2 separate regions of the Homo sapiens genome follow, and region 2 is linked to region 1. The links are chromatin loops, found by intact Hi-C in ENCODE. Cell type or tissue: mammary epithelial cell. All regions are shown on one strand. Each heading gives the region's core, and the rest is flanking DNA. Links, peaks and the distances in the headings are about the cores only. Region 1 overlaps SULT6B1 (sulfotransferase family 6B member 1). Region 2 holds the start of LOC107985868 (a long non-coding RNA gene).

Region 1 (15,640 bases), core at 75-8,074:
CCCAACTACTCAGGAGGCTGAGGCAGGAGACTCACTTGAACCCAGGAGGTGGAGGTTGCAGTGAGCTGATATTGTGCCATTGCACTCCAGCGTGGGCCACAGAGCAAGACTCCATCTCAAAAAACAAACAAACGAAAAACCAAAAACAAACAAACAAACAAACAAGCAAATGTATGGTTTAGGCCAGGCACGGCGGCTCACGCCTGTAATCCTAGCACTTTGGGAGGCCAAGGCGGGTGGATCACTTGAGGTCAGGAGTTCGAGACCAGCCTGGCCAACATGGTGAAACCCTGTTTCTACTAAAAATACAAAAATTAGCCAGGCGTGGTGGCACACACCTCTAATCCCAGCTACTCAGGAGGCTGAGGCAGGAGAATTGCTGGAACCCTGGAGGTGGAGGTTGCAGTGAGCCGAGATCATGCCACTGTGCTCCACCCTGGACAACAAGAGAGAAACTCCGTCTCAAAAAAAAAAAGTGAGATTTAATCGACCCTTTCTGTTTATAGGATGCATGTATATAATATGAAAGAACATATTAATTCTAGTTTAGAATAATGTTTCTGAAACTTGTGCACCATAGAATACAAGTGTTGCCCCAGCTGTTAATAAATATTTCTTGAGGTTTGGGAGGAGGTTATTCAAATAGATTTAGGAACTGCTGTATTCTATAGCCTGCTCTCTTGGAGATTCACATTATGCACTGGTCTATTAAAGACTCTGAGAGCAGCCTGGGCAACATGGCGAAACCCTGTCTCTACAAAAATACAAGAATTAGCCAGATGTGGTGGCACACACCTGTTGTCCCAGCTATTCAGAAGGCTGAGGTGTGAGGATTGCTGGAGCCCAGGAAGTCCAGGCTGCAGTGAGCCGTGATTGTGCCCTTGCACCACTCTAGTCTGGGCAGCAGAGAAAGACCCTGTCTAAAAAAAAAAAAAAAATTCTTCAAGTTTTTATGATTCTAAAAATTAGACTTTCTTAATGGAATTAAACATTAGCTATAAATAGAATTCAGAAAAAAAGAGAATTCAAATGAGCACATAGGAATACATTAATTTCTTCAGCTGGTCTAAGTTGGTACTTTTTAATGCAATGATATCATCCTAGATAAAATTATAACCTGTGAATTAATGTTACTGTCATTATTTACATGCTAAAAACTATTATCTGGTAAGTTCAACAAGAGTCATAAATTGAAACTACAAAGTATAATCAATACAGAATATCTTACAGAGATATCTCAATATTTACATAAGAAGATGAAAGTACTCTAAGTTTAAAGTGGGGGATGAGATGAACTAGGGAGTTAGGCTGAATAACTCTGATGACTAAAAAGTCTGTCTCAGCTCAGAGAACAATTTCCATAGGAAGAAATTTATCTTTAAGAAAATTTTTTTACAGAATCTGGCTGCTGGAATAAAACAGATTGCTGAGTTCTTGGGATTCTTTCTAACTGGGGAGCAAATTCAAACTATCTCAGTCCAGAGCACCTTCCAAGCCATGCGTGCGAAGTCTCAGGACACACACGGTGCTGTCGGCCCATTCCTTTTCCGCAAAGGTAAAGTCGCATTGGTTTCTGGGATTGTTATCAGTTAGGGACTGACTTTGCACACAACAGGTAATCCAAATAACTTCATCTTAAGTCAGATAGGGTTTTATTTTTCTCCGCCTCAGTAAGAGGTCTGGACACAGGCTCTCCAGAGCTGTAACTGGCAGCCCCATACCATCTTTTTTGGTTTATTTGTTTGTTTTGAGACGGAGTCTCGCTCTGTTGCCCAGGCTGGAGTGCAGTGGCTCAATCTCAGCTCACTGCAACCTCCGCCTCCTGGGTTCAAGCGATTCTCCTGCCTCAGCCTCCCGAGTAGCTGGGACTAACAGGCGCGTGCCACCACACCCAGTTAATTTTTTTGTATTTTTAGTAAAGGCAGGGTTTTACCATGTTGGCCAGGATGGTCTTGATCTCCTGAACTTGTGATCCGCCCGCCTTGGCCTCCCGAAGTGCTGGGATTACAGGCGTGAGCCACCGCGCCCGGCCGCCCCATACCATCTTTTAGGGTCCTTTCTGCGGTTGAGAGTCCTTTCTGATGATCACCTTCTGAAAACAAGATAGCAGCTGAAGCTCAACTATTATGTTCAAATTCAGATAGGAGATAGTGAGTGGGCAAGGGGCAGAATCGTATTAGCTGAGTGAGCCCCCTTTAAATAACTTTCCTGGAAGCCCCATCAGTGAGTTTTTTTTTTTTTTTTTTTTTTTGAGACAGAATCTTGCTGTGTTGCCCAGGCTGGAATGCAGTGGCACAATCTTGGCTCACTGCAACCTCTGCTTCCTGGGTTCAAGAGATTCTTGTGTGCGCCACCACGCCTGGCTAATTTTTTTGTATTTTTAATAGAGACAGGGTTTTGCCATATTGGCCAGGCTGGTCTCAAACTCCTCTCCCAAAGTGCTGGATTACAGGCGTGAGCCACTGCACCTGGCCAATGACTCCTTTTTTTCCTCTCTCTTATTTATTTTATATATTTTTTTTGAGACAGAGTCTTGCTCTGTCGCCCAGGCTGGAGTGTGGTAGTGCGATCTCGGCTCACGGCAACCTCCGCCTCACAGGTTCAAGTGATTCTCCTGCCTCAGCCTCCTGAGTAGCTGGGATTACAGGTACCCATTACCACACCCAGATAATTATTGTATTTTTAGTAGAGATGGGGTTTCACCATGTTGGCCAGACTGGTCTTGAACTCCTGACCTCAGGTGATCCACCCATTCTCGGCCTCCCAATGTGCTGGGATTACAGGCGTGAGCCACCACACCTGGCCAATGACTTCTTACATTTCATTGGCCACTTTCCTTGCAGTGGTGGCTGGGAAATGTGACTTTTTTAAGCCAGGCATATTACTACACAATTAAAATCAGGGTTTTGTCCATAAGGAAGAGGAAGAAAATGACTATGGGAAAGGCAACTAGCTCTCTCTGACATGGATGATAGTTACTATATTTCATTAAAGTATTCTAAGTTCTTGTGGAAATGTGTGATAATATAGCTTAAGGATTGCCAGTGTTATTTTTCATTGAGTATATAATGAAATAATGAGATGTAGAGGTAGCACATATACCAGCAAGGACAACAACAGCTAACAGCAGGCATCTATCATGTATTAAACATTTTGTTGGGATTAAATTTTATTGTAAAAAACACTGAAGTTCTAAGGCCGGACATGGTGGCTCATGCCTGTAATCCCAGCACTTTGGGAGGCCGAGGCAGGTGGATCATGAGATCAGGAGTTCAAGACCAGCCTGGCGAAGATGGTGAAACCCTGTCTCTACCAAAAATATAAAAATTAGCTCGGGCTGGACGTGGTGGCGGGCGCCTGTAATTCCAGCTACTTGGGAGGCTGAGTCAGAGAACTGCTTGAACCTGGGAGGTGGAGGTTGCAGTGAGCCAAGATTGCACCACTGCACTCCAGCCTGGGTGACAGAGCCAGACTCTGTCTCAAACAAAAACAAAAACAAAAACAAGAAAACAAAAACAAACAAACCAAAAAACCCACTGAAGTTCTTAATTTTCTAAATGTAGGAATCAAAGCTCAGGAATATTAATTTTCCATTGTCACATAGCTAATAAACAGTGGAGTCAGGATGTGAGCCTAGACATGACTCTACTGTACTTTTTCAAATGAAAATCCATTTTTAAAATCTACTGTAAGCGGAACATTGAATGTAAACCTAACTTTGGTTAGATTCTTGACTAACCCCCATTTTTATGGCTTGTTTAATCAGCTTTCAGGAGGTAGGAAATAGAACCTTTCTATCTATTGTTAATTAAGTGTTATTTAGAATAGGACAATTCTAAGGTAAATAAAGTAATAGTTTTAAAAACGTATGATATTCCCTGTAGAAAATTCATAAAGCATAGAAAAATGTGAAAAAGTATTAAAATTATCCAAATTTCTTCCACCAGAGGTAGGTTTAACTTTCTGGCATATTTTCTTCCACCCTTATTCTGTGACGTTTTATATAGCTGATGACATTTGTAAACAGTTTTGTGTTTTCTTTTATTCCCTTAATATATTGTAAGCGTTTCTTCATGTCATTAAACTCTTTATTAACGTACATTTCAACAGCTATGCAATATGGAACTTACAACTTCAACCTAAATGATCAAAAGATCTTTAAGAAAAAAGTAACTTTCTTTACTGGTAACAGCCAGTAAGAAAAAACATCCCAAACTCAGGCAAAATAATACATTTTTGCAAAATTATCAGTATCTGAGGTCTTAACGAAAACTTGCTATAAAATGTTAACTTTCAAAGGGTATTTAAAGTCTTTAAGAGACTTTACAGAGAAAAATATCATTCTCAAAAAGTGGAATTTTAAGTTCTAGGTGTTTGGAGAGGAATAGGGTTAGGGTATCACTGAGGCTGATGGCTCCCCCTAGTGATGTAAAGAAAACATGTCACCTCCCACACCACAGATGGTGGAGTCCCAATGGATATTGTTAATTTTACAACAGAAATCACATTAGGTTTTAAGAGTGTAAAACTTTTGGCTGGGCGCAGTAGCTCACGCCTGTACCTAGCACTTTGGGAGGCCGAGGCTGGCGGATCACCTGAGGTCAGGAGTTCGAGACAAGCCTGGCCAGCATTGCGAAACCCCATCTCTACTAAAAATACATTAGCCGGGTGTGGTGGCGGGCGCCGGTAATCCCAGCTACTCGGTAGGCTAAGGCAGGGAGAATTGCTTGAAGATCGCACCACGGCACTCCAGCCTGGGCAACAGAGCGAGACACCGTCTGAAAAAAACTAAATAAAGAGTGTAAAGCTTTTTTCCATGTGTCCATTTTAACATATCAGAGTGAAATATTGCACTGAAAATGGTAAAATCATGAAGAAATATTCTAACAGATATCTGGGTCTACTGTTTTTTGTGTGTTGTAGGTGAAGTTGGTGATTGGAAAAATTTGTTCAGTGAAATTCAGAACCAGGAAATGGATGAAAAATTCAAAGAGTGCTTAGCAGGCACCTCCCTCGGAGCAAAGTTGAAGTATGAATCATATTGCCAGGGTTGATTCCAGTCAATTCAGCAGGCCTAGATTTATTTTCCTTAATAATAATTAAGTGTAAATAATTAAATGATAATTCAATCAAATAATCAAATAATAATTAAACAATATTGAAATCTAAATAATACAATACAAAATAATAATACAATTTAATAATAATGATAACATCGGACATTTTTGAGCACAAATATAAGTTTGTTCACTTTTTCAAGAAAGGATATTTCAGCAGTCCCAAAGGGACACTATTATTAATACATCACACTGGAGTTTTAACTTATTTTGTGCTCTAGGTTCACGTAAGAGGGTAAGGAGATACTATCAGAGACATACCTAAAGCTGTGTTTGGCCATAGATGACACAGGCCTCCAAATGGTGCACAATTTTCTGTACTTTGCTCGTAATATAACTCCTTTCTTACTATGGATAAAAGCACTTGGGGTGGCTATCTCAGACAATGTTGGGGGAGAGTTAATTCCAACTCTGCAATAAATTCCATTCTAATTTGGTTCAAGAAAAATGCATTGCTAATCTGCTCCATGTATGCCATTGCAGTAGGCCTTAGGAAGGCCCCTTCTCAAGGGACCTTATATTTCTACTTAATATGACCTTTAATTCAAAGCTAAAGGTAAGAGATTGTGTTATTTTACCGTAAAGACTTTTTCTTTTTCTTTTTCTTTTTTTTTGAGACAAAGTCTCACTCTGTCACCCAGGCTGGGGTGCAGTGGCGCAATCTCGGCTCACTGCAACCTCCACCTCCCAGGTTCAAGTGATTATCCTGCCTCGGCCTCCTGAGTAGCTGGGTTTACAGGCACGCACCACCACGCCTGGCTAATTTTTGTATTTTTAGTAGAGGCAGGGTTTCTCCCATGTTGGCCAGGATGGTCTTGACCTCCTGACCTCAGGTGATCCACTTGCCTTGGCCTCCCAAAGTGTTGGGATTATAGGCATGAGCCACGACGCCCGGCCCATCAAGACTTTTTCTACCACAGAGCCTCAAGTAGGCATGTGGAACTAACAAGACAGAAAATGTTCTAAAAAGAAAGAATCCTGGCTGGGCGAGGTGGCTCATGCCTGTATCCCAGCACTTTGGGAGGCTGAGGCGGGCAGATCACTTGACATCAGGAGTTCAAGACCAGCCTGGCAAATATGGGGAAATCCCATCTCTACTAAAAATACAAAAACTAGCTGGATGTGGTGGTGTGCACCTGTAATCCCAGCTACTGGGGAGACTGAGACAGGAGAATCGTTTAAACTCAGGAGGCAGAGGTTGCAGTGAGCTGAGATCATGCCACTGCACTCCAGCCTGGGCAACAGAGCAAGACTTTGTCAAAAAAAAAAAGGGAGGAAGGAAGGAGGGGAGAAAAAAGAAAGAAAGAAAGAGAGAGAGAGAGGAAGGAAGGAAGGGAGGGAGGGAGGGAGGAAGGAAGGGAGGGAGGGAGGGAGGAAGGAAGGGAGGGAGGAAGGGAGAAAGAGAGAGAAAGAGGGAAAGAGAGAGAGGAAGGAAGGAAGGAAGGAGAGAAAATGCTAAATAAAAGGTTAATATCTAGAGTATATAAAGAACAACTAATATCAATAGATGAAATAAAATATAGCCTAATAGGAAAAAAAAAATGTAGACAGGTGCTGTGGCTCATGCCTGTAATCTCAGTGCTTTGGGAGGCTGAGGAGGGAGAATCACTTAAGGCCAGGAGTTCAAGACCAGCTGGAGCAACATAGGAAGACCTCATCTCTACCAAAAAAAAAAAAAAAAAAAATTAACCAGGCATGGCGGTGTGTGCCCATAGTACCAGCTACTCAGGAGACTGAGGCAGGAGGATTGCATGTGCCCAGGAGGTTGAGGCTGCAGTGAGCCATGATTGTATCACTGCACTCTAGCCTGGGCAACAAAGACCTTGTCTCTTAAAAAAAAGTGTAAAGGATATAGACAGGTAATTTATAGAAGAGGACATCCAAATGGTAAATAAATAGATAATGAGAAAAATGTACTAATTAGGAAAATTGAACAACAGTCAGAGGAATACTGGGATCTCTGAGAAGGAGTAAACAAGTGAGTTGATCCCTACACCTTCCTGAACGTGCTATCTATAGGCAGTTTCCAAGCTGCAGTACAGGGAAAAGGAACATCATACAAAAGTCTCATAAAATTGGAGTTGGATATTGGGAGTCAGGCAGGCTGAGGAGGCTAGATTTTCAGAGCACATTGCTGGGGAAAAGAGCACTGTATGTTAAAAATTTAACATAGCAAGAACCTCAGAGATCTGCAGAGGGAATCTTTCTAATCTTTAACTGAGTGCAGATATGTGTATGCATGGAATAAAACTTTACAAAGACAGTGTAAAGTCCCATCAAGACAAGGAAAGGATTACTGGAAAGCAGTGAGCCAAAGAATTTTCCTGGACCTCATTCAGAGGTGGAAATAGTTTGTGTTCCCATCAGTCAAAGTGGAGAGACTAATACCCAGGGCATTGGGTAGATTTCCCAGAATGTTCAGACCTTAGAAGTAGGGCTAAATTAGCCCTAGCCCTGCTGTAACAAAAGCAAGCCTAGAATGCATTGAAATGAACTCAAGTAACTTAATTGCTTACCAGTTTGAAAAAAAAAAATGCTAGATAAAATGTCCAACATTTAAAAAATGAATTTAAAAAAATAAAGCCCCAACACTATGTCTGCCATCCAATAAATATTTTTCAAGCATAAAAAGAAATAGGAAAACATGACCCATATCCAGGAGTAAAATCAATTAATAGAAACAGACAAATGGCTGAAATGGTGGAATTAGCAGATAAATATCTTAAAAGAGCTATTATACATTTTATAAATATGCTCAAATGGGTAAAAAAAAAATGATGAGAAGAGAAATGGATAATGTAAACAGACCCAAATGGAAGTTTTAGAGATGAAAAACACAATATCTGAAATAAAAAATACACTGGATGAATAAACAGTAGATTAGATGGAGAGGAAGAAAACACCAGGGAACTTGAAGGCATAGCAATAGAAACTATTCTATTCTAAATGAAGACAGGAAAAAAAAAAGACTACAGAAAAACATAAACGGAGCTTCAGTGACTTATGGGACAATATCAAGCAAATTTGCATGTAATTGGAATATCAGGAAAAGGAAAGAGGTACAGAAAAAAATTGAAAAATTGATGACTGAAATTGTTCAAATTCAAATAACTATAAATCTGCAGATTCAAGAAGTTCAACAAACCCCAAGCTGAATAAACATAATGAAATGGCACCAAAACACATCCTAATGCAATTGCTGAACACCAGTGACAAAGAGAATTCTTTGAGGCAGCTAAAGAAAAAAGATGTTGGCCGGGCACGGTGGCTCACGCCTGTAATCCCAGCACTTTGGGAGGCCGAGGCGGGCGGATCACGAGGTCAGGAGATCGAGACCATCCCGGCTAAAACGGTGAAACCCCGTCTCTACTAAAAATACAAAAAATTAGCCGGGCGTAGTGGCGGGCGCCTGTAGTCCCAGCTACTTGGGAGGCTGAGGCAGGGGAATGGCGTGAACCCGGGAGGCGGAGCTTGCAGTGAGCCGAGATCCCGCCACCGCACTCCAGCCTGGGCAACAGAGCGAGACTCCGTCTCAAAAAAAAAAAAAAAAAAAAAAAAAAGAAAAAAGATGTTACATATGAAGAAACACATAAGAAATACAACAGACTTCTCATCAGAAACTATGCAAGATAGAAGGCAATAGAGTAATATCTTTGAAAGACTGAAAGAAAATCTCGGTCCACCTAGAATTTGATATCAGTCAAAAATATCTTTCAGAAAAGAAGATAAATACTTTTTCTGGCTAGGTGCGGTGGCTTACACCTGTAATCCCAGCACTTTGGGCGGCTGAGGAGGGCGAATCACAAGGTCAGGAGATCGAGACCATCCTAGCTAACACGGTGAAACCCCGTCTCTACTGAAAATACAAAAAAAAATTTAGCCAGGCATTGTGGTGGGCACCTGTAGTCCCAGCTACTCGGGAGGCTGAGGCAGGAGAATAGCGTGAACCTGGGAGGCAGAGCTTGCAGTGAGCCGAGATCGTGCCACTGTACTCCAGCCTGGGCGACAGAGCGAGACTCCGTCTCAAAAAAAAACAGATAAATACTTTTTCTGTCAAATAAAGCCTGAAAAAAATAATTTCCAACAGATATGTACTATAGAAATACTAGAAGTTCTTTAGATGAAGGAAAATGATGCCAGATGGAAATTTGGGTCTACACAGAGGAATGAAGAGCACCAAAAATGGCGAATGTGTGGGTATATATAAACTATATTTCCCCATGGCCAGGTGTGGTGGCTCATGCCTGTAATCCCAGCACTCTGGGAGGCCAAGGCAGGTGGATCACCTGAGATCAGGAGTTTGAGACCAGGCTGACTACCATGGTGAAACCCCATCTCTACTAAAAATACAAAAATTAGCCAGGTGTGGTGGTGGGCACCTGTAATCCCAGCTACTCAGGAGGCTGAGGCAAGAGAATTGCTTGAGCCCAGGAGGCAGAGTTTGCAATGGGCTGAGATTGCCACGCCAGTGCACTCCACACTCCAGCCTGGGTAACAGAGTGAAACTCTATCTAAAAAATCTGTCTTTATAATCTCTTTAAAAGATAATTATCTATCTATTCAAAGCAAAAGTAATAACAATGTATTTTGGGGCTTATATATAGAAGTAAATCTATGACAACAATGAGACAAAGGATAAGAGAGAAGAAATAGAAGTATACTCTTGTACATTTTGGAAAGAAATTTGGTAGTTATTTGTGCATATACTTCACAATCCAGCAATTACATTCCTGGGCGTATATCTAAGAGAAACTCTTCCTTATTTGTATAAGGCAACATGAAGGAAAATCTTCATTGCAGCATTATTTGTAAATAGTGAGAAATTTAAAAACAAAACTGAGAAGAATGGATAAGAAAATTTTGAAATATTAATAGAAATAAATATTCAGCAGTTAAATGAATTAGAGCTATGTATATTAAGTAAATATCTTTTTAAATTTAAATTTTATTTATTATGATTATTTTTGATCACCAGGCTGACCATGGTAAAGTAAATAACTCTTAAAACACATAAGAATTACTTAATCAATATGAGGTTTCTTTCTGGGGTGGTGAAATGTTTTGAAACTAGACAGTGGTGATGGTTGCAAAATATTGTGAATGTACTAAGTCCCCCTGAATCATATGCTTTAAAAGGGTTAGGCTGGCTGTGGTGGCTCACGCCTGTAATCCCAGCACTTTGGGAGGCTGAGGTGAGCGGATCACCTGAGGTCAGGAGTTCGAGACCAGCCTGCCCAATATGGTGAAACCCCGTCTCTACTAAAAATACGAAAAATTAGCCAGGTGTGGTGGTGGGCGCCTGTAATCCCAGCTACTCGGGAGGCTGAGGCAGGAGAATCGCTTGAATCCAGGAAGTGGAGGTTGGAGTGAGCCGAGATCGTGCCACCGCACTCCAGCCTGGGTGACAAGAGCGAAACTCTGTCTCAAAAAGAAAAAAAAAAAAAGGTTAAAATGGTGAATTTTATGTTATGTGTATTTCACCACTTTCAGAAAAAAAAATGAATACAAAAAGCAAGTTTAAAACATATGAAGATTTTATTTTTAAAAATGAATGCATACAGAGGTAATACCCTTTAAGTCATGAATGTGAATAACTTAAATGAGTGATTATCTCTGCTGAGAAGAGGAAGAGGAATAGCATCAGGGAGAGGAACACTGGGGCCTTCATCTGTCTCCCAGTATTCATTCAACAAGGATTTGTTAAGCAGCATTTGACATAGTGGATTACGCTTTCCTCCCAGAAAAAATTTTTTTTCACTTGGCTTGTAGGAGTCCATGTCTCTTGTTTTCCCTATTAGCTGCTGCCTCCCAGTGTCCTTGCTAGTTCCACTCCTCCTCCACGGCCAGTCATTATTCTAGAACAAGGATCAGCAAACATTTTTTGTGAAGGGTCAGATAGTAAATATTTTCAATTTTACTGGTCATGCAGTTTCTGTCACAGTGACTCAACACAACTCATCTTAGTGTCAAAGCAGCCATAGACAATATATAGATGAATGAATGTGGTTGTGCACTAATAAAGCATTATTTACAAAAACAGGCAGCAGCCCAGTTTTGGCCCAGATCTATTCTAGACAATGAAATAATTAGCGAATAAAACAGTCAAAAATCCCTGTCCATGTGACTTTACATGTCAGAGGAAGGAGAAAACAAAGACAATAAATCAATAAGTTGTATTGTATAATAGAAGGCTGTAAGTGCCATGGAGGGGAAATAGAATAGAATGAGGGGGATAGGGAGTGACAACAGGGTGACAGTAGTGATTGGAACTTAAATAGTGTAGTCAGGGGGCTTCGTGAGCAAGTGACGTTTCAACAAGATCTGTGAGTTTTGCAGATATCTGAAGGATGAGGTTCCAGGCAAAAGGAAGAGCAAGTACAGAGGCACTGAGACAGTAGTATACCTGGCATTCTTGAAAAACCACAAGGAGGACAATGTAACTAGAGGAGAATGAAAGAGGGGCAGAGAAACAAGAGACGAGGTTAAAGTGGCAACCAGGGTGCAGGAAATATAGTGTCTTGTAAGCCCTTGATGATTCTGGGCTTGACTTTTTTCTTTCTTTCTTTCTTTCTTTCTTTCTTTCTTTCTTTCTTTCTTTCTTTCTTTCTTTCTTTCTTTTCTTTCTCTTTCTTTCTTTTTTTTTTTTTTTTTTTTTGAGACAGTCTCTCTCTGTCGCCCAGGCTGGAGTGCAGTGGCATGATCTCAGCTCACTGCAACCTATGCCTCCCAGGTTCAAGCAATTCTCCTGCCTCAGCCTCTGGAGTAGCTGGAACTATAGGCATGCACCACCATGCCCAGCTAATTTTTGTATTTTCAGTAGAGACAAGGTTTTGCCATGTTGGCTAGGCTGGTCTCGAACTCCTGGCGTCCAGTGATCCACCCACCTCGGCCTCCCAAAGTGGTGGAATTACAGCCGTGAGCCACCACGCCCGGCCTTCTTTCTGTATTCTGCATGATGAAAGGGACAAGGCAGATCTCTGGGGCCTCTTTTATAAGAGCACCAGTTCCACCACCCAAAGGCCACACCTCCTAATACCATCACATTGGTGATTCGCTTTTAACTTATGAGTTTTAGGGAGGACACAAACATTCAGACCATAGCGATGATTTTATAATAATGTGCATGTGGGGACTATTGACAAGAAGAGTTTATAAGTAAGCAAGACAAATTACTAAAGCAGAAACATCTGAGGAAAAGAGCCACAAGAGATATGGTACAACATAAATATGGACCACTCTACAATTTCCAAAAGCAGGAATAACAGTTATTATTTTTCCTCTGCTAGTAAAAAGAGAATTAAGAATAATTGATACATACGATTCTTCTATCTGTGTCTGATTCGTTGCTTTAGCATTACACATTTTGATCTAAAAGTCACTGTATTAAAAGAGATAGACTTATGGGATTGACTATAGGTCAATAACCATACTGATATTCACAAAGAGTTACGTAGTAAGGCCTGAGAAGCCCATGTGGATAAACTCACACATATCCTCCATTCCTGCTGTCACAGCCTCTTTATTTGTTGAAACAAGCACAGGGATAGCTGGGGAAAAGGCTAACAGAAGTCTTCTTGCTCAACTGCTTCTCAAAAGCCTCTTTAGAAGTGGTTGCCTTTGGTGAACATTCAAAAGGGAGCCCAATATGCACACTCTGCCCATTCGAAGTGGTTCAAGCACATCATTTCCCTAGACCTCATCATCAGCCCTCTGATATCATTCCTTCCAACTCTCTGAACATCAGCTGCATTGCCAGCCACTGGCTCTGTATAAGCCACTGAAGGAGGGGACTTTGGATCTTCTTGGGGTCCATGGTTAGGAAGTAAGTGACTAGGTTGCATAAGATGAATCTACTCCAATATTCCTGACTCCCTAAGTATTTTTGATTTCTTCATCTGCATTACTTGGCATTACATTTACATTTAGTGTGAGCTGCCACTGAGCTGATATTATAGTAAACCAACTGGGCAAACTGGCTTAGCGCTCCCACTGCTAGAGGCAGTACATCAACTTTCTTTCTTTTTTTTTTTTTTTTCTTGCTCTGTTGCCAGGCTGGAGTGCAGTGGCACGATCTTGGCTCATTGCAACCCCGACTCCCTGGTTCAAGCGATTCTCCTGCCTCAGCCTCCCAAGTAGCTGGGATTACAGGCACATGCCACCACGCCCAGCTAATTTTTGTATTTTTAGTAGAGACGTGGTTTCACCATGTTGGCCAGGATGGTCTCAATCTCCTGACCTCATGATCCGCCCACCTCGGCCTCCCAAAGTGCTGGGATTACAAGCATGAGCCACCGCGCTCAGCCTCAACTTTCAGCTTTCTTCACGTCATCTTTAGACTCATTGCCATGTCTATTTCTTGCTTTCTGTTGCTCTTTTGTTGTGTAAAGCATCACCCCTCCATCAGATCTTGTCCATATCCTCTTGGGGCGCATTAGCATCTGATTCTAGTTCTAGGAGTGAAGGCACAGGTAGAGATAGGATATTTGGAGAATCAGCACCTCCTTGCAGGGTGACTGTTTCATGCTTTTTAATGTAGGCTGTACCAGCCTTATCAGACAATGGTGGGAAGCCTGTGGAGACACAGCAGAATTTAGGAGGGCAGTGGCACTTGGATTCATTCAAATCCACCCAAATTCCCAGGGCTTCTTTCTTTCACAATCAATGCCCTCAGTGTTCACAGAAGAGACCTGATGAGGCTGCAAATGAAAATTTTTGTTGTAATTCTAGGCTGGGCGCGGTGGATCACGCCTGTAATCTCAGTACTTTGGAAGGCCGAGGTGGGGGAATCACTTGAGGTTAGGAGTTCCAAACCAGGCTGGCCAATATGGTGAAACCCCTTCTCTACTAAAAATACAAAAATTAGCTAGGTGCGGTGGCACACGCCTGTAATCCCAGTTACTTGGCAGGCTGAGGCAGGGAAATTGCTTGAGCCCGGGAGCCAGAGGTTGTAGTGAGCCAAGATTGTGCCACTGCACTCCAGCCTCGGCAACACAGCAAGACTCTGTCTCAAAACAATTATATTGTAATTCTGGTGCCTGCAGCACCAAGCTTTGCAGCTGAGAGCCCAGACAGTAGGGAATTGGGCTCCTCAGGGAGTCCAATATGCTCACACTTTACCCATTCCAAGAGGTTCACCCATATCATATCATTCCCCTGGACCTCATCACCAACCCTCTGATATCATTCCTTCCAAATCTTTCCCCAGCAGAGAAGGCAGATTTTTACATCACCCCTGAGGCTCCCTGAAATAGGAGGGTTTTCTGGTACAGTCATAAAAGCGTGTGTCCTCTGATCATGCTTAAGCTTGCCATTTTTCATTCTTTAAGCTCTCTTGGGCAGTTCAGGGGCTCAAAAAGTCAGAAAAACTTGTCCTTGCTACTGCCATTGCTGCTGCCACAGCCATCCCACACCCACAAAGCTGACAAATGGACACACAGCACTGTCAGAGTTTTCTTGTCACCTGGAAATGCCACAAAAAGATGGCTCTGCCTCATGTCTACCTTCTAAACCTCCCGCCAGTGCTTTACATATAGGGGACTTAAGCTATGCCCAGGACCAGAGCTACAAGGAAAGTGTAGATTTTAGTTGTTGATACCCTGCAATGTGGGGTTGTTGGGGGATGGAGAAGGGAGGCTGGAGAGGATGCCTGCCTAGGTGTAATTTTTTTTTTTTTTTTTTGAATTGGAGTCCCACTCTGTCACCCAGGCTGGAGTGTAGTGGCATGATCTCAGCTCACTACAATCTCTGCCTCCCAGGTTCAAGCAATTCTCCCTGCCTCAGCCTCTGGAGTAGCTGGGATTACAGGTGCCTGCCACCACGCCCAGCTAATTTTTGTGTTTTTTAGTAGAGACGGGGTTTTGCCATGTTGGCCAGGCTGGTCCTGAACTCCTGACCTCAGGTGATCCGCCCGTCTCAGCCTCCCAAATTTCTGGGATTACAGGCATGAGCCACCGCGCCGGCCTAGGCATAATATTTAATGTATATTTGAGGTCTGTCTTTGGACCACCTTCCTCTCTTATCCCAGCTAAGATACTGAGAGTACAAACTCCTGGTTATAATTCTAACTCCGCTGCTTACTACCTGTGTTAATCCAAATTCTCTGTGCCTCAATACTCATTAGTCACTGTGCCAATGAACTCTGGAACTCTGTGTGACTCTGGGAGTGTGTCGCAGTCCATCAGGTGAGTAGAATTTCTATAAATCGAGGACTACTGGTGTTGGACTATGGTAGGAAGCTCCCTGGGGTACTGTAGGAAGCAGGTGTCTCTATTTAGCAGCAGGACTGGCCCACAGGTGCTTTTACAGCGGCTGGCAAGTGTCTGCTCATGAATGAATGGATGGGTGGGAGCGGAGTGAAGGAGATTACGCCCCCAGGCCTCTGATCCCCAGGCTTGTAAAGGTGAGGGGGCCGCGGTGTGGCAAGAGGGAAAGAGTGCTTTGGTGTTTACAGGCCCCGACTTGAACTGAATCCTGGCTTTGCCACTTACGAGCGGCAGGACCCCTGGGTGAGTTCATTTACTCAG
Region 2 (15,640 bases), core at 5,165-13,164, 210 kb before region 1:
ATCTCCATCTCTTCCAGAGAGGTCAAATAAAATCACTGCATGTCAAAACAATCCACTGGAGGGAGGAAGGGTAAGCAATTAACCCTCGGTCTCTTCCTATCTCCTGCTTTCCATTGATTTGTCTACTGTGCAGGACATTAACTGTATGTATTTCTGGGTTGTGTCACTGGCCCCCAGGGCAGCTGCTGGGGAAGCCAGAGCTTCCCTGGATTCAGTTGAGTCAGACCTCAGTGTTGCAGCTGCTGCAGCTCCTACCAAACATAAGTCTAACCCTCATCTCTGGGGAAAGAAGAAGCAATGTGTAGCGTTAGGGGATGAAGTGATTGATGGTGGTGGCTTTACAGCGTAAGTTGTCACTAAGACCTCTCCAGGATGGAAAATGGGCAAGTCCAGGGGACAGGATGAAGGGGATCAGGGAAGGCCCCTCCAATTAAGTATTAGTTGAGCAAAACCTCAGATGAAATGTGGGCACATCCGACGCAAATATCTAGGGGAAAGCATTCCAGGCAGAGGAGCAAGCACATAGAAAGGCAGTGATTCAGGACTGTGCTCAGCTTGTTTGGGAAAAGCCAGGAGGCCAGTGTGGCCAGGAGAGGTGATGTAGGAAGAGAGCCATAGGAGGAGGGACCAGAAAGATGGAGGAGCCTGGTCATATGGAACCTTGTCAGCCATAGAAATGACACTGGATCCTATTCTGAGAGAAAGGAAAAGCCATTTCAGAGCTGTAATATGACCTGATTGCAATTTTTTTTTTTTTGAGACAGAATTTCACTGTGTTGCCCAGGCTGAAGTGCAGTGGTGTGATCTCAGCTCACTGCAACCTCTGCCTCCTGGGTTCAAGTAATTCTCCTGCCTCAGCCTCCTGAGTAGCTGGAATTACAGGTGGAACAACCATGCCCAGCTAATTTTTGCATTTTTAGTAGAGACGGGTTTTGCCATGTTGGCCAGGCTGGTCTCCAACTCCTGACCTCAGGTGATCAGCCCACCTATGCATCCCAAAGTGCTGGGATTACAGGCATGAGCCATCACACCCAGCCCCTGATTCCAATTTAAAAGGATCGTTCTAGTCCCTGTGATAGGAGACTACAGAAGCAAGGTGGAGCAGGGGGACCCAGGAAGAGATGATGGTGACTTGACCCAGAGGGGGAGCACTGCTCAAAGGGGACAGACCTGGGGTACAAAGGAGAGCCTATAGAACTTGATAATGTCCAGAGCTGAGAAAGAAGAGTCAGTACCTGGCTTAAAAAGTGTCCATGTACTAATGTAGGAAGAAGAAGGTTCGGGAGGATGCACGGAACTGTGAGTTCAGTTTTGCATTTCCTCATTTGAAGTGTCTTTGGGACACCCCAGTGGAGATGTTTGGAGTTTTGGGAGAGATTGAGACTGGAGATACTAATTTGGAAGTTATCTACACATAATCTTCAAACCATGGGGCTAGATGTGATCAGCTGGGGAGTGAGTATAGCTGGAGAAGAGGTCCAAGAACTAAGCTCCAGAATATTCTGATTTTTAAGAGTCAGAAAGACAAAAAAAGACACAGCAAGGGAGACAGAAGGAGAGACTAGAAAGGTAGGAGAACCAGGTGAAAGTGGTAACCTAGAACCCAAGGATTGACTGATCCACCAAGTCATTGCCTCTGAGAACTGAGTAAAAAGAGACTGGAGATTAGATCGGAGCTCCAAGCTAAGGTCTGCAGAGCACCAGCTTACAGGGAGGTGCTGAAGAGTCCCGGCTGCAGTGCGTCAGGGTGAGTGTGCTGGGGGGTTTGGATAAGGTTTCACCAATAAAGTTCTAGGCCACTCTCCTACCTTCAACCAGATCTGCACTGCTTTTATCTTTGGGGTTTTCGTGTGAGATATCCTTCAAAGAAAGGACTTTACTACTTAAAATACAAAAACGTTGAAAACTGTTGGAGTACATTCTACCACTGGGAAAGAGGCAAAAACGTGGACAGGGACCGTCCGTGCAGTGCAGCCCCAAGGAGAATCTAAAGCTGAGGGTGAAAACCATAGAGTAAATCAAGCTTGTCCAACCCGCAGCCCACCGGTGGCATGCGACCCAGGATGGCTTTGAATGTGGCCCAATACAAAACCATAAACTTTCTTAAAACATAATGGGCTGGCTGCAGTGGCTCACATCTGTAATCCCAGTACTTTGGAAGGCTGAGGTGGGTGGATCACCTGAGGTCAGGATTTTGAGACCAGCCTGGCCAATATGGCGAAATCCTATCTCTACTAAAAATACAAAAATGGCTGACTCTTTTCGGACTCAGCCCGCCTGCACCCAGGTGAAATCAACAGCCTTGTTGCTCACCCACATTGCAGCCCAGGGCTGCTCCCCACCCGCTTCTCCGTGTCTCTACCTTTTTCTTAACCTTGCCTCCTTCACTATAGGCAAGCTTCCACCCTCCATTCCTCCTTCTTCTCCCTTAGCCTGTGTTCTTAAGAACTTAAAACCTCTTCAACTCTCGCCTGACCTAAAATCTAAGCATCTTATTTTCTTCTGCAACACCGCTTAGCCCCAATACAAACTTGACAATGGCTCTAAATAGCCAGAAAACGGCACTTTCAATTTTTCCATCCTACAAGATCTAGATAATTCTTGTCGTAAAATGGGCAAATGGTCTGAGGTGCCTAACGTCCAGGCATTCTTTTACATATCAGTCCCTCCCCTCTGTTCCCAATGCAACTCATCCCAAATCTTCCTTCTTTCCCTTCCGCCTGTCCCCTCAGTCCCAACCCCAAGCATTGCTGGGTCTTTCTAATCTTCCTTTTCTACAGACCCATCTGACCTCTCCCCTCCTCGCCAGGCCGAGCTAGGTCCCAATTCTTCCTCAGCCTCGGCTCCTCCACCCTATAATCCTTTTATCACCTCCCCTCCTCACACCCAGTCCAGCTTACAGTTTCATTCCGCAACTAGCCGTCTCCCACCTGCCCAGCAATTTCCTCTTAAAAAGGTGGCTGGAGCTAAAGGCATAGTCAAGGTTGATGCTCCTTTTTCTTTATCCGACCTCTCCCAAATCAGTTAGCGTTTAGGCTCTTTCATCAAATATAAAAACCCAGCCCAGCTCACGGCTCATTTGGCAGCAGCCCTGAGACGCTTTACAGCCCTAGACCCTGAAAGGTCAAAAGGCCGTCTTATTCTCAATATACATTTTATTTTTTACCCAATCTGCTCCCGACATTAAATAAATCTCCAAAAATTAAATTCCAGCCCTCAAACCCCACAACAGGACTTAATTAACCTCACCTTCAAGGTGAACAATAATAGAGTAGCAGCAGCCAAGTAGCAACATATTTCTGTGTTGCAATTCCTTGCCTCCACTGTGAGCCAAACCCCAGCCACATCTCCAGCACACAAGAACTTCCAAACGCCTGACGGCAGCTGCAAGGCGTTCCTCCAGAACCTCCTCCCACAAGAGCTTGCTACAAGTGCAAGAAATCTGGCCACTGGGTCAAGGAATGCCCACAGCCCAGGATTCCTCCCAAGCTGTGTCCCATCTGTGCCACTGAAAATCGGACTGTTCAACTCACCTAGCAGCCACTCCCAGAGGCCCTGGAACTCTGGCCCAAGGCTCTCTGACTCCTTCCCAGATCTTCTCGGCTTAGCAGCTGAAGACTGAGACTGCCCGATTGCCTCGAAAGCCTACAGGACCATCACAGACTCTCTGGGTAACTCACAGTGGAAGGTAAGTCTGTCCCCTTCTTAATCAATATGGAGGCTACCCACTCCACATTACCTTCTTTTCAAGGGCCTGTTTCCCTTGCCTCCATAACTATTGTTGGTATTGATGGCCAGGCTTCTAAACCTCTTAAAACTCCCCAACTCTGGTGCCAACTTAGACAATACTCTTTTAAGCACTCCTTTTAGTTATCCTCACCTGCCCAGTTCCCTTATTAGGCCGAGACACTTTAAATTATCTGCTTCCCTGACTATTCCTGGGCTACATGCCGCTTTTTTCCCCCCAGTTCAAAGCCTCCTTCACGTCCTCCCCTTGTATCTCCCCACCTTAGCCCACTAGTATAAGATACCTCTACTCCCTCCTTGGCGACCGATCATGCACCCCTTACCATCTCATTAAAACCTATTCATGCTTACCCCGCTCAACACCAATATCCCATCCCACAGCACGCTTTAAAAGGATTAAAGCCTGTTATCACTCGCCTGCTACAGCATGGCCTTTTAAAACCTAAAAACTCCCCTTACAATTCCCCCATTTCACCTGTCCTAAAACCAGACAAGGCTTACAGGTTAGTTCAGGATCTGCGCCTTATCAACCAAATTGTTTTGCCTACCCACCCCGTGGTGCCAAACCCATATACTCTCCTATCCTCAATACCTCCCTCCACAATCCATTATTCTGTTCTGGATCTCAAACATGCTTTCTTTACTATTCCTTTACACCCTTCATCCCAGCCTCTCTTCGCTTTCACCTGGACTGACCCTGACTCCCATCAGGCTCAGCAAATTACCTGGGCTGTACTGCCGCAAGGCTTCACAGACAGCCCCCATTACTTCAGTCAAGTCCAAATTTCATCCTCATCTGTTACCTATCTCGGCATAATTCTCATAAAAACACACGTGCTCTCCATGCTGATTGTGTCCAACTGATCTCTCAAACCCCAGCACCTTCTACAAAACAACAACTCCTTTCCTTCCTAGGCATGGTTGATACTTTTAACTTTAGATACCTGGTTTTGCCATCCTAACAAAACCATTATATAAACTCACAAAAGGAAACCTACTGACCCCATAGATCCTAAATCCTTTCCCCACTCCTCTTTCCATTCCTTGAAGACAGCTTTAAAGACTGCCCCCACCCTAGGTCTCCCTGACTCATCCCAACCCTTTTCATTACCCACAGCTGAAGTGCAGGGCTGTGCAGTCAGAATTCTTACACCAGGACCAGGATCACGTCCTGTAGCCTTTTTGTCCAAACAACTTGACCTTACTGTTTTAGGCTGGCCATCATGTCTCCGTGCAGCGGCTGCCACCGCCCTAATAGTTTCAGAGGCCCTCAAAATCACAAACTATGCTCAACTCACTCTCTGCAGCTCTCATAACTTCCAAAATCTATTTTCTTCCTCACACCTGAGGCATGTACTTTCTGCTTCCTGGCTCCTTCAGCTGTACTCACTCTTTGTTGAGTCTCTCACAATTACTATTGTTCCTGGCCCGGACTTCAATCCGGCCTCCCACATTATTCCGGATACCACACCTGACCCTCATGACTGTATCTCTCTGATCCACCTGACATTCACCCCATTTCCCCATATTGGCTTCTTCCCTGTTCCTCACCCTGATCACATTTAGTTTATTGATGGCAGTTCCACCTTCCCTGCACATCAAGTTCAAGGATTTGCCCCCGCCCAGGACTGGCAAATTGACTTTACTCACATGCCCCGAGTCAGTAAACAAAAATACCTTAGTCTAGGTAGACGCTTTCACTGGATAGGTAGAGGCCTTTCCTACAGGGTCTGAGAAGGCCACCACGGTCATTTCTTCCCTTCTGTCAGACATAATTCCTCAGTTTAGCCTTCCCACCTCTATACAGTCTGATAACAGACCAGCCTTTACTAGTCAAATCACCCAAGCAGTTTCTCAGGCTCTTAGTATTCAGTGAAACCTTTATATCCCTTATGGTCCTCAATCTTCAGGAAAGGTAGAACAGACTAATGGTCTTTAAAGACACACCTCACCAAGCTCAGCCTCCAACTTAAAAAAGATTAGACAGTACTTTCACCTCTTGCCCTTCTCAGAATTCAGGCCTGTCCTCGGAATGCTACAAGGTACAGCCCATTTAAGCTCCTGTATAGATGCTCCTTTTTATTAAGCCCCAGTCTCATTCCAGACACCAGACCAACTTAGACTGTGCCCCAAAAAACTTGTCATCCCTACTATCTTCTGTCTAGTCAGACTCCTATTCACCGTTCTCAACTACTCATAAATGTCCTGCTTTTTTTACACTGCCGGTTTCTCCAAGCCATCACAGCTGATATTTCCTGGTGCTATCCCCAAACCGCCACTCTTAACTCTTAAAATAAATACTCTTTGCTGGCAAGGCTATGCTGAACCTCCTTAGGCACTCTCTAATTAGATGTCCTAGGTCCTCCCGATTCCTAGTCCTTTAATACCTGTTTAGAAGTTATTCCATTTAGTTTTTCAATTCATACAAAACCGTATCCAGGCCATCACCAATAATTCTACACGACAAATGTTTCTTCTAACAATCCCACAATACCACCCCTTACCACAAAATCTTCCTTCAGCTTAATCTCTCCCACTCTAGGTTCCCAGGCCACCCCTAATCCCATTCGAAGCAGCCCTGAGAAACATCTCCCATTATTTCTCCATACCACCCCCGAAAATTTTCACCGTCCCAACACTTTACCACTATTTCGTTTTATTTTTCTTATTAACATAAGACAGGAATGTCAGGCCTCTGATCCCAAGCTAAGCCATCATATCCCCTGTGACCTGCACCTACACATCCAGATGGCCGGTTCCTGCCTTAACTGATGACATTCCACCACAAAAGAAGTGAAAATGGCCTGTTCCTGCCTTAACTGATGACATTATCTTGTGAAATTCCTTCTGGCTCATCCTGGCTCAAAAGCTCCCCTACTGAGCACCTTGTGACCCCCCACTCCTGCCCGCCAGAGAACAACCCCCCTTTGACTGTAATTTTCCTTTACCTACCCAAATCTTATAAAACAGCCCCACCCCATCTCCCTTTGCTGACTCTCTTTTCGGACTCAGCCCATCTGTACCCAGGTGAAATAAGCAGCCTTGTTGCTCACACAAAGGTTTGGTGGTCTCTTCACATGGACGCGCATGAAAGATTTGATGTATGCAGAGAATATGTATGCAGATTTTGGAGTTTCTACCTTCTGTGGACTTCCTCTTTTTCTGGATTCCTTTTTCAATTCCCAGCCATTTTTGAGAGTGGGGGAAAAACATGTAAATATGGATTGCAACTAGTATATTTCCTTTTTTTCAATCATTTTATTCCCTCGAGTATCTGCCTGCTTGTCACTATCCTATGCTTTCAAATAACTATTTTATATGTCTTGTTTGACATTTATGATTGTTAGTAGCAGAAATGTTAGTATAATAAAATCTGTGCCAACACTATTCAAGGCAAGATGTCCTTAGGAAAACTTTAAAAATAAATTCCTGAAATATAAAACTTAAGCAAAAATAAAATACATATATTACACACACACACACACACACACACACACACAAATATATTTATATATAAATTAGCTGGGTGTGGTGGTGCACGCCTGTAATCCCAGCTACTCTGGAGGCTGAGGCAAGAGAATCACTTGAACTGGGGAAGCACAGTTTGCAGTGTGCTGAGATTGTGCCACTGCACTCCTGCCTGAGCAACAGGCAACAGAGGAAGACCACATCTAAAAAAAACACACACACAAACACACACATCATGGGACATTTTTGCAAATCCTTTAAGTTCACCAGCTATCACTAGCATTAGTGTTTTTAGGTGTGGCCCAAGACAACTCTTCATCTTCCACTGTGGCCCAGGGAAGCTAAAAGATTGGACTTCCCTGGAGTAGATGGTTTATAAGGCCTGTTTTAACCTCAAAGTGCTTGGATTCTACTCTCTTGGTCCCAGCCGCTGAACAACCATCTCAGTTCAGACTCCACCCCACGGTGTGGTCTGATAATGACCTTGATGAGGACCAATGACATGGCTGGTCCTCACACATTGGCCTGATAACATTTATCGGCCTCTGAGGAGTGGTGTAAGAAGCTTATATTTGATCAAAGTGCTGCCTTGAACTCTGACTTTGAAGAGAACTGCTGGACTGAAACATTCACAGTGAGTCAACAAACCCTTCCTTCCTTCTGCCAACCTCATCTTCATCCGCTTCAAGGTCGGCCTGGCCCCAGGCCATGTCTGGACAAGGTCTTGTCCATGACTGCCAGCCTCTGGTAGCAGAGAAGCTTACTTGTCCTGGTCAATTCCTAAGTAACCTATATTTTTCTTGGTTTCCTACAGACTGTAATCCCCCTGCCTTCTATCAAGGTGAAATGTTAACAAGTTTAAATATCCAGCGGTGCTCTTCCTTCCTTGGATGAAACTTTCTAAGCTCTATCACTTGTTTATAGGTCTGGAGAAATACAATGATCCTGAAGAAAACCTGAGCTTATGTGAAGCAACTTTGTTTTCCTTTGACAAACTCCCATTTCCAACACCAGAATCCAACTGCAAGGAAATGAAGCATAAACAGCTGAATTTAGAAATCTTCTAATTCTGATTTTTTTATTTTTGTTTTTGAGACAAAGTCTTGTCCTGTGGCCCAGGCTGGAGTGCAATAGTGTGATTATAGCTCACTGCAGCCTCGAACTCCTGGTCTCAAGTGATCCTCCCACCTCAGCCTCCCAAGTAGCTGGGACTACAGGCAAGAGTCACCATGCCTAGCTACTTTTTTTTATTTTTGTAAAGATGGAATCTTGCTATGTTGCCCAGGCTGGTCTCCAACTCCTGGCCTAAACAATCCTCCCACCTTAGCTTCCCAAAGTGCTGGAATTATAGACATAAGCCACCATTCCCAGCCTAATTCATATTTTTAAGCAGGAAGCATAGTCTACCTTATAACTCCTATGCTCTTCTTCCAAAACCTTTACCCTGTAGTTTATGAACTGCGATGAAGGACCAAGTATATCTCCATTCTAACAGCACATTATAATGTCCACACAATATATAAATAAAAGAAAAGCAGGCCGGTCACGGTGGCTCACACCTGTAATTCCAGCACTTTCAGAAGCCAAAGTGGGTGGATCACTTGAGGCCAGGAGTTGAAGACCAGCCTGGCCAAAATGGTGAAACCCCGTCTCTACTAAAAATATAAAAATTAGCCAAGTGATGGTGGCACATGCCTGTAATTCCAGCTACTTGGGAGGCTGAGGCAGGAGAATCACTTGAACCTGGGAGGCAGAGGTTGCAGTGAGCCAAGATCATGCCACTGCACTCCAGCCTGGACAACAGAGCGAGACTCCATCTCAAAAAAAATAAAAAGAAAAAAAGAAAGGCAATGTGGTACCATGCCTTAGGATCGTACATACGTCACCCAACTCGCTTACCTACTGTAATGGACGTTTGTTGCTCTTGCTTGTACGGCACTCTTTTTCTAGATCTTCCTTTGGACAACCGCCTCCTCCCTGCCTTCATTCCTGTGGTTTGGTGAAGCTGACACTTCTCCCAGCTATAGGGAGGGGCGTGAGCCACAGGCCAAAGTCAATCAGTGCATTCCATCCACCAGCCCAGAGACTGAATCAGCAAAGGTCCCAGAGCTCCACTTGGGCCAATGGCAGTCAGGCCAAGGACTTTGTGGAACTGTTGCTCAGAGGACAGGTACTCACCTTGCACTGAAACTGGAGTGATGGGAGTATGAACCTGGGGCTACTAACAGCCATCTTGCCCCAGAAGGAAGTACTTCCCTAAGTTTAATGCCTACCCAGAGGAGGGCAGAGCAGATAGACAAGAGACAGGGTTCTGGGGTCAACTGTGTCTGAAGTCAGAGACATGAAATAAATTTCGTTTTTTGCTCAGGTAAGTTTGAATTTTCTGTCACTTGCAAACCAATGGAATCTTAAGTGATCCATCCTCTCTGGATCTTGATAGCTAAACCTTTAAAATGAGAATGTTGAAAACTACTCAGTGCTGTGGAGGCACCATTGGCTTTTGGGGTGAGACAATTCTCTAGTGTGCAAACAGTCCTGAACATTCATTTTTGCCCCTAACCACTAAATTCCAGAAGCACCCCTCAGTCTTCATGACAAACATTCACCACCCATTCCACTACATAAGCACAGAAAGGCATACACACACACACACACACACACACACACACACACACCACATATTTTCAAATGCCCCCTGGGTGTAGCTGAAAACCAGTAAGCCAGTGAAGTAGAAAATCTCTAAGGTCCCCTCTAATCGAGCTGAAATCAGCCATGTCATGTATGAGAAATTAAGTTCCCTAGAGTCTAGTCTTAGCATCAACTGAGAATAATTTAAACTCTGTGTTCACTTATTTGTAAAATGAGGATGCTAATATACAGCTCTATGGGTAAACCTATGAAAGGATGATCACAATCAGTTACTTGATACGGAATCATTCTAACATAACCTAAAATGGAGCTTTAACATTCTCGAGGAAAATATCCTAAGTGCTTTTGAATACCATTGTTGCTTACAATTTTCCTCATTAAATAAAGTTTTAAAACTGAAGTTTTAAAGTTATCTTTTCCTAGCATTAATTTATCTATTTGTAAAGGATTAAAATCACTTATAAAGCTACTCACTGTAGCCAGCATTTTTCTAGACCTCTCAATAACATCTCCAGAAAAAGCAGCTGGCTTGGAGGAGGGCTTCATTTTTACAAAGAAATGGGGTTTATCACTTCCCAAGTGTTACTGCAAGGATGACTAGAGAACAACAGTGAAACTGGTGGCTCGTAGTCAGCTATGCTCGTTTACTTCTCCACGCCAAACTCTTAGCTCATGTCACTTACTACATGTCATTCTTTGTTAACCAAAACCACAAATGTTAAATCCATGAGTGCCAAGGACCTCCTGTACCACACAGTGCTCAGTAAGTGTAAGAGAATAAAGTTTCCAGTGCTGTTGATAATTTATGAGTTTTTAAATCTATTTTCATATTACCTTTGTAACCTTTGTGAATTTAGGGGTTTTTTGTTTTGTTTTGTTTTGTTTGCTTTAAGCCATGCTGTTTTCCCTTCTTGGCAATTTTGTGCTCTTAATGTTAATGCTCAAACAAACGGTCTAAACTCTTCGCTGGCAAATTCAGATATGTCAGGAGAGTGGGCACTGTTCCATGTGTTGCCTTTGAAATATGAGCACAATAAGATGACTTCACATTGCGTGCGTACGCCAACCAAATTCCGGCTGAGGAATACAGCCATGACACAAGACAGTCCTTTCATCCCAGCTCTCTATAAAACTGTCATAAATTATTGCTGCTGGATGTCTTGCCAGGAGCCTGGGGCCAATGTTCATGTGTAGGAGCATTTGAGGGGTATCCTATGCCACCCTACTGGCTCAACCACCTAACAACCTTTTCTCTCCACCTCAGCCCCTTGGAACACAGCAGTAGCTTTACACAATGCTATCTGCCCCTTGCAACAAAGCAGTAATTTCACTACTTGAGGGATGGAAAAGATGTACCATAAAAGACACAGAGGCGATAGACAAAAGGGAAGTAAGGTGAGGCAGTTAAACCACTTCAAAACTACTTTTAGAATTTCAGGCTACGTAAAAAGTGGCCCTGAAACTGAGAGTGAAACCTCAATCTTTTGTTCATTCATCTTTGAAGCCAAAAGTTAGCGGGAGGCTGGCTCTGAAAGCACAGCCTCATGACTTAAGATGAATAGCAAATTTAAATAATTTCCCCCAAATTTTCTACTTTAGCTTTGCTTTAAATTACTGCAGCTGCCCTGAATAGTCTCCCTCATCTTCTCTTTATTTCTTCTATTCCCCCCTCCCACATTCGTTCCTCAGATTCAGGTCTTGCACAGAAACTGAGCCTTGATTTTCCGCAGAATATACTGTGACCAAGCCTCCTGCAGGGCTGCCTGTACGTTAAAGAAATGGAAGCGTCTTGAATCGTGTCCATCGTCCCTCCTTTACACAAAGTAATCACCTCCAGCTGGGCCAAGTTGATTGAGGAAACGTTCAGTTTTCACATGATTTTGCTGTAGCACCATAATGAATGTATTTCTTTGATGGAAGAAAGAAGCTTCATGAAATAAACTGCTTAAGGATTTGAAGTTGGAGCTGAAAACATGGGCTGCTTTGTTCTTAATGACAACTGCTTTGCCATCTAAAACATTTCTCCTTTTTGAAGGATCTGTCTTTTCTCTTCCAGCCACAACCCTCGAGCTACAATAACAGGCTCATGATTTTTTTAGATGCCAAGGTTATGAATACTCTTTTATGAATATTTTCCTTTGAACTCATTTCTCTTGAAGAAGAAAAATAGCCCTACATATTGCAGGATTGACAATAACAGACAAAACGTACAAATTGTTCTCTTAGGGGCAGTAAAATGCTCCAAAATGCACATAGAAAAATTCCAAATGCAACCTGATGTTTATGGAGCACTGCCTTTGCAGCTATAATTTTTAGAAAGTAATATTTCTGACTGACATGAATTATACAGAGCATATTTCAGAGACTAATATCAGGTTAATGCCTTAAAATGTCTCCGTTTATGACATCATGGCTGCTTTTCCTATATCAGTGCAAACTCTTAGTGAGTAGAATTTGAGGATATGTCTTTTCAAAGGAAGAAAACCTTCACTGAATTAAGCTGCTTATGGTTTTATTTTTTCTTTTATCCCATTTCAACATATCCACCAACCTCCTCTAAAAATAATTCAACTAATGTGAACTCAACAGATTATAGTAGATCTCTTATTAATTTCATTTTGCCTCCAAAGGAGCTTATCATTTAGGCTTATAATTATGTATGCAGTACTGTCGACTAATGTTTAGGTTCCTCATTAAAACTTCATTTCATTCTGTTTTAATATCATCAGTCTGTTAGACCATTTATTTTCTCATGTTAAAAAATATGTGTTTTCCCTGAACTCTTTCCATATGTTTTCTCTCATCCAAAAAATCCAGAAAACTCAGCTCCCTTTAATCCTGCTTTGTGGCTTAGATACTTTAGCCTGGAACCACTCGTGTTGATTTGTATATACCCACACTTACGCAAAAATAGCCTTCACTACGGCAGAGTAATCATTCTGCATAGAAATTATGTGTCTCTGAAGCCTATGTTGTCAGGTGAATCGTGGCAGCAATGACCTAAGAATGCATCCCCAGTTTGAAATGACCTATAAAAATTTCAAGATACAACTATTGCTTTGCATTTGGCATCGGGAATATTCTGTATAGTTCTTTTCATGTAAATGGGCAATATTCTAGAATGGTTCCCAAGTATAAGCTTTAGAGCTAGACTTCTTGGGTACAACTCCCACTATTACCACTTACTAGTTATGTAATATTGGAAAATACACTTAACTACTCTGAGCATCATAAAGTAAGCTTACTAACACCTACCTCACACAATTGTTGTGGGGATTAAGTTAGTAAAACATATAAAGCATATGTGACTCTGTCTGGCACAGAGTTAGCACTCAGTCTAAGTGTTAGCTCTTAATATCATTAATTCACAAACACACGACTTTCATTTACATGACTTTGGAAGGACATTTAGAAAATAAAAAAGAATCCTAGAAAAATCTAATTCTGTAAAATTTACCAACATGAAATTATAGACAGGTAATGTTATATATAAGTATATATAAATGTAATATATATTTATCTATAAATGTTATATATAGCATAGAAAATACCTAAGTATACATATATAATTCTGGCTATATTCTATATAATTTACATAGTCAAATTGATGAAATTATTTTTATCCTTTTCTTACCTGAAAACTATGTTTTAGCAAGTAAATTACTTTCCCAATGACTTCCATTGTCATTCGGCACATTAATTCACTGAGTATTTACTAAATGTCTTGTCCGAACAGGGAACACACAGAAGACAGTGGCCCCAACTAACTTCATCTGTATGCCAGGAACGATTTCCTAATTATTTAATTGATCAAGTTTGTATTTCTAGATAATTGTTTCCTATAGCTAAAGACAACTTATGAATGCCTATGTATTTCCAGAAAAAAATGCTCTAAGTAACTAACCGAACGAATACCATATAATCTATCTACACAAAAATTGTCACAACTACTGCAGTACTACTGTGTTACCTTAATGTTGACTCTAGAGTTCACATTCAGCAGTCTTTTTCTGTCCTCACCTCAATCCAAAACCAAAACAGCAAATATATGCCTGGTAATCACATAGTTTAACAGGAAAAAACAGGCCAAAAAATTGTAATACAGTTTGATTATACCTTTATAAGAAAAATCTGCATTTAAGAAATGTGAGGAGGCTGGATGCAGTGGCTCGTGCCTATAATCCCAGCACTTTGGGAGGCCAAGACAGGAACAATGCTTGAGCCCAGGAGTTCAAGACCAGCTTGGGCAAAATGGAGAAACCACATCCATACAAAAATACCAAAAAAATTAGCCAGGCAAAAAAATTAGCTAGGTAGTGCATGCCTGTAGTCCCAATCACTCGTAGGGTGGAGGTGAGAGGATCGCTTGAGCCGAGGAGGTCAAGACTGCAGTGAGCCATGATCATGCCACTGCACTCCAGCCTGAGCAACAGAGTGAGACCCTGTCTCAAAAAAAAAAAGAAAAAGTGAGGAAAAACTAAAAAGCGAACTAATGGTGATTCTGTTAATATAATGGGATTATAGTTTTCTTCTTTTCTCCATTTTCCAAAATGTTTGTTATTGACTATTATTTTTACAATGAGAACGTTAAATTTGCAAAATCCTATAAAAATTGGACTATGCATTAAATTATATCACTATTTTTATATATAAAAAAGACATCACAACATAGCATTTAATTCTGATTTTAATTTCCATAAAATTAACTCTACAAAGATTTCTCAAAGAAATCTGACCGCCTTCAAACTACATGTTTGTTTTGTATTACATGTAATAGATTTCCACATATGAAAAAATCATAAAATGAAGGCTACGTTTTCCAACCGCTATTTAAGTACTGTTGAGAAACTATCGTTGAATGAATGAACCTGATTTTGCCTCATCGTGTTTATCTAAAAGAGTCTTTGAAAGATATTTATTTTCCATTTTCTTTACACGGTCCCTCTTTTTCAATCTGTAAATAAAAATTAATGAGCAATTTAGGACACAATATCACAACACAATTATTCTGTAATTGATCTGATAACCAAAGACACATAAGAATAGGATGATCTATAGGATAGATGTTTCCACACAGCATTTGTCTGAAATCAGATTATTTTAAATGATGCCTTGACTTTTGAATTCAATTCTAGAACCAATTATCCTAAACTAAATCAGAGTATTACAAATGAAGATATTCCAACACAAAGACTTGTAGGATTTTGTTTAGATTGTCAATGGTTGATTCATCCAAATTTTCTTCATTGTCATCCATGGTGTGCCAGACTTCAGGGAAAGGAGACGGTATCAGATGCAGAACTGGAACACCTATTAAGAAAGAACCAACTTGTAACAATGTGCATTACTCCAGTGAGTAAACTAGAAAGGGTCATTCTTCAAGCAGAGGGAGCTCTGTACCACATAAAGACAGCTGATAATTCATCATCATCTGTGTACTTTCTCATATCCCACCGTTGTACTCCAAAATCAGGCTGTGCACGCACACACACACAAACACACACACACACACACATTACCTCTTCTTAAAAATGGAATATGGTCATCCTGAATCACACCTCCATAACTGTAATTCTGGAAATACCGCCCCTCCAAAGAGTGATCCTTGAGCAAACCCAATTCATGAAGTTCATGTTCTGTAGATGACAATTATACAGTAAATGAACAACTATTTTTATCTTATCAAGACTCATAATGTATCCTTATTTAAGGAGTTTGAAATCTTAGCACATGTGTCCATAATTTGTAAAAGATTATGCAACAGCAAGCATGGCCA

The links. Hi-C counts contacts between places; a loop is a spot of excess contacts. Peaks named below come from ENCODE experiments on the same cell type or tissue, not always from the same donor. Only the 100,000 strongest peaks of a DNase experiment are listed, where the experiment ranks them.
Region 2: a loop joins it to region 1, with 4 times the contacts of the local background. A loop is called at or near these places in 4 of 110 quality-filtered maps.

Annotation. Positions count from the first base shown.
Region 1 is chr2:37,157,349-37,172,988 of GRCh38, reverse strand. It overlaps SULT6B1 (sulfotransferase family 6B member 1), which reads left to right. Exons shown (of 7, transcript NM_001367551.1): 6 at 1,399-1,555; 7 at 4,924-5,169. The coding sequence ends at 5,054. Among named protein-coding and RNA genes, the nearest start is that of EIF2AK2, 8.2 kb to the right of the region's middle. In mammary epithelial cell, for the core only: a CTCF peak has its summit at 4,421 (motif pointing left); no DNase peak of the experiment used is centred there.
Region 2 is chr2:37,372,216-37,387,855 of GRCh38, reverse strand. It overlaps LOC107985868 (a long non-coding RNA gene), which reads left to right and starts at 3,552. Exons shown (of 3, transcript XR_001739403.3): 1 at 3,552-3,688; 2 at 11,129-11,259; 3 at 11,554-12,584. QPCT (glutaminyl-peptide cyclotransferase) reads right to left here. Exons shown (of 7, transcript NM_012413.4): 6 at 15,384-15,500; 7 at 14,534-15,174. The coding sequence ends at 15,029. RefSeq lists silencers at 7,704-7,904, 11,410-11,469, 11,500-11,549 and an enhancer at 10,238-11,437. In mammary epithelial cell, for the core only: no CTCF peak of the experiment used is centred there; DNase peaks (open chromatin) are centred at 9,265 and 10,925; H3K4me3 peaks cover 235 bases; H3K27ac peaks cover 1,908 bases.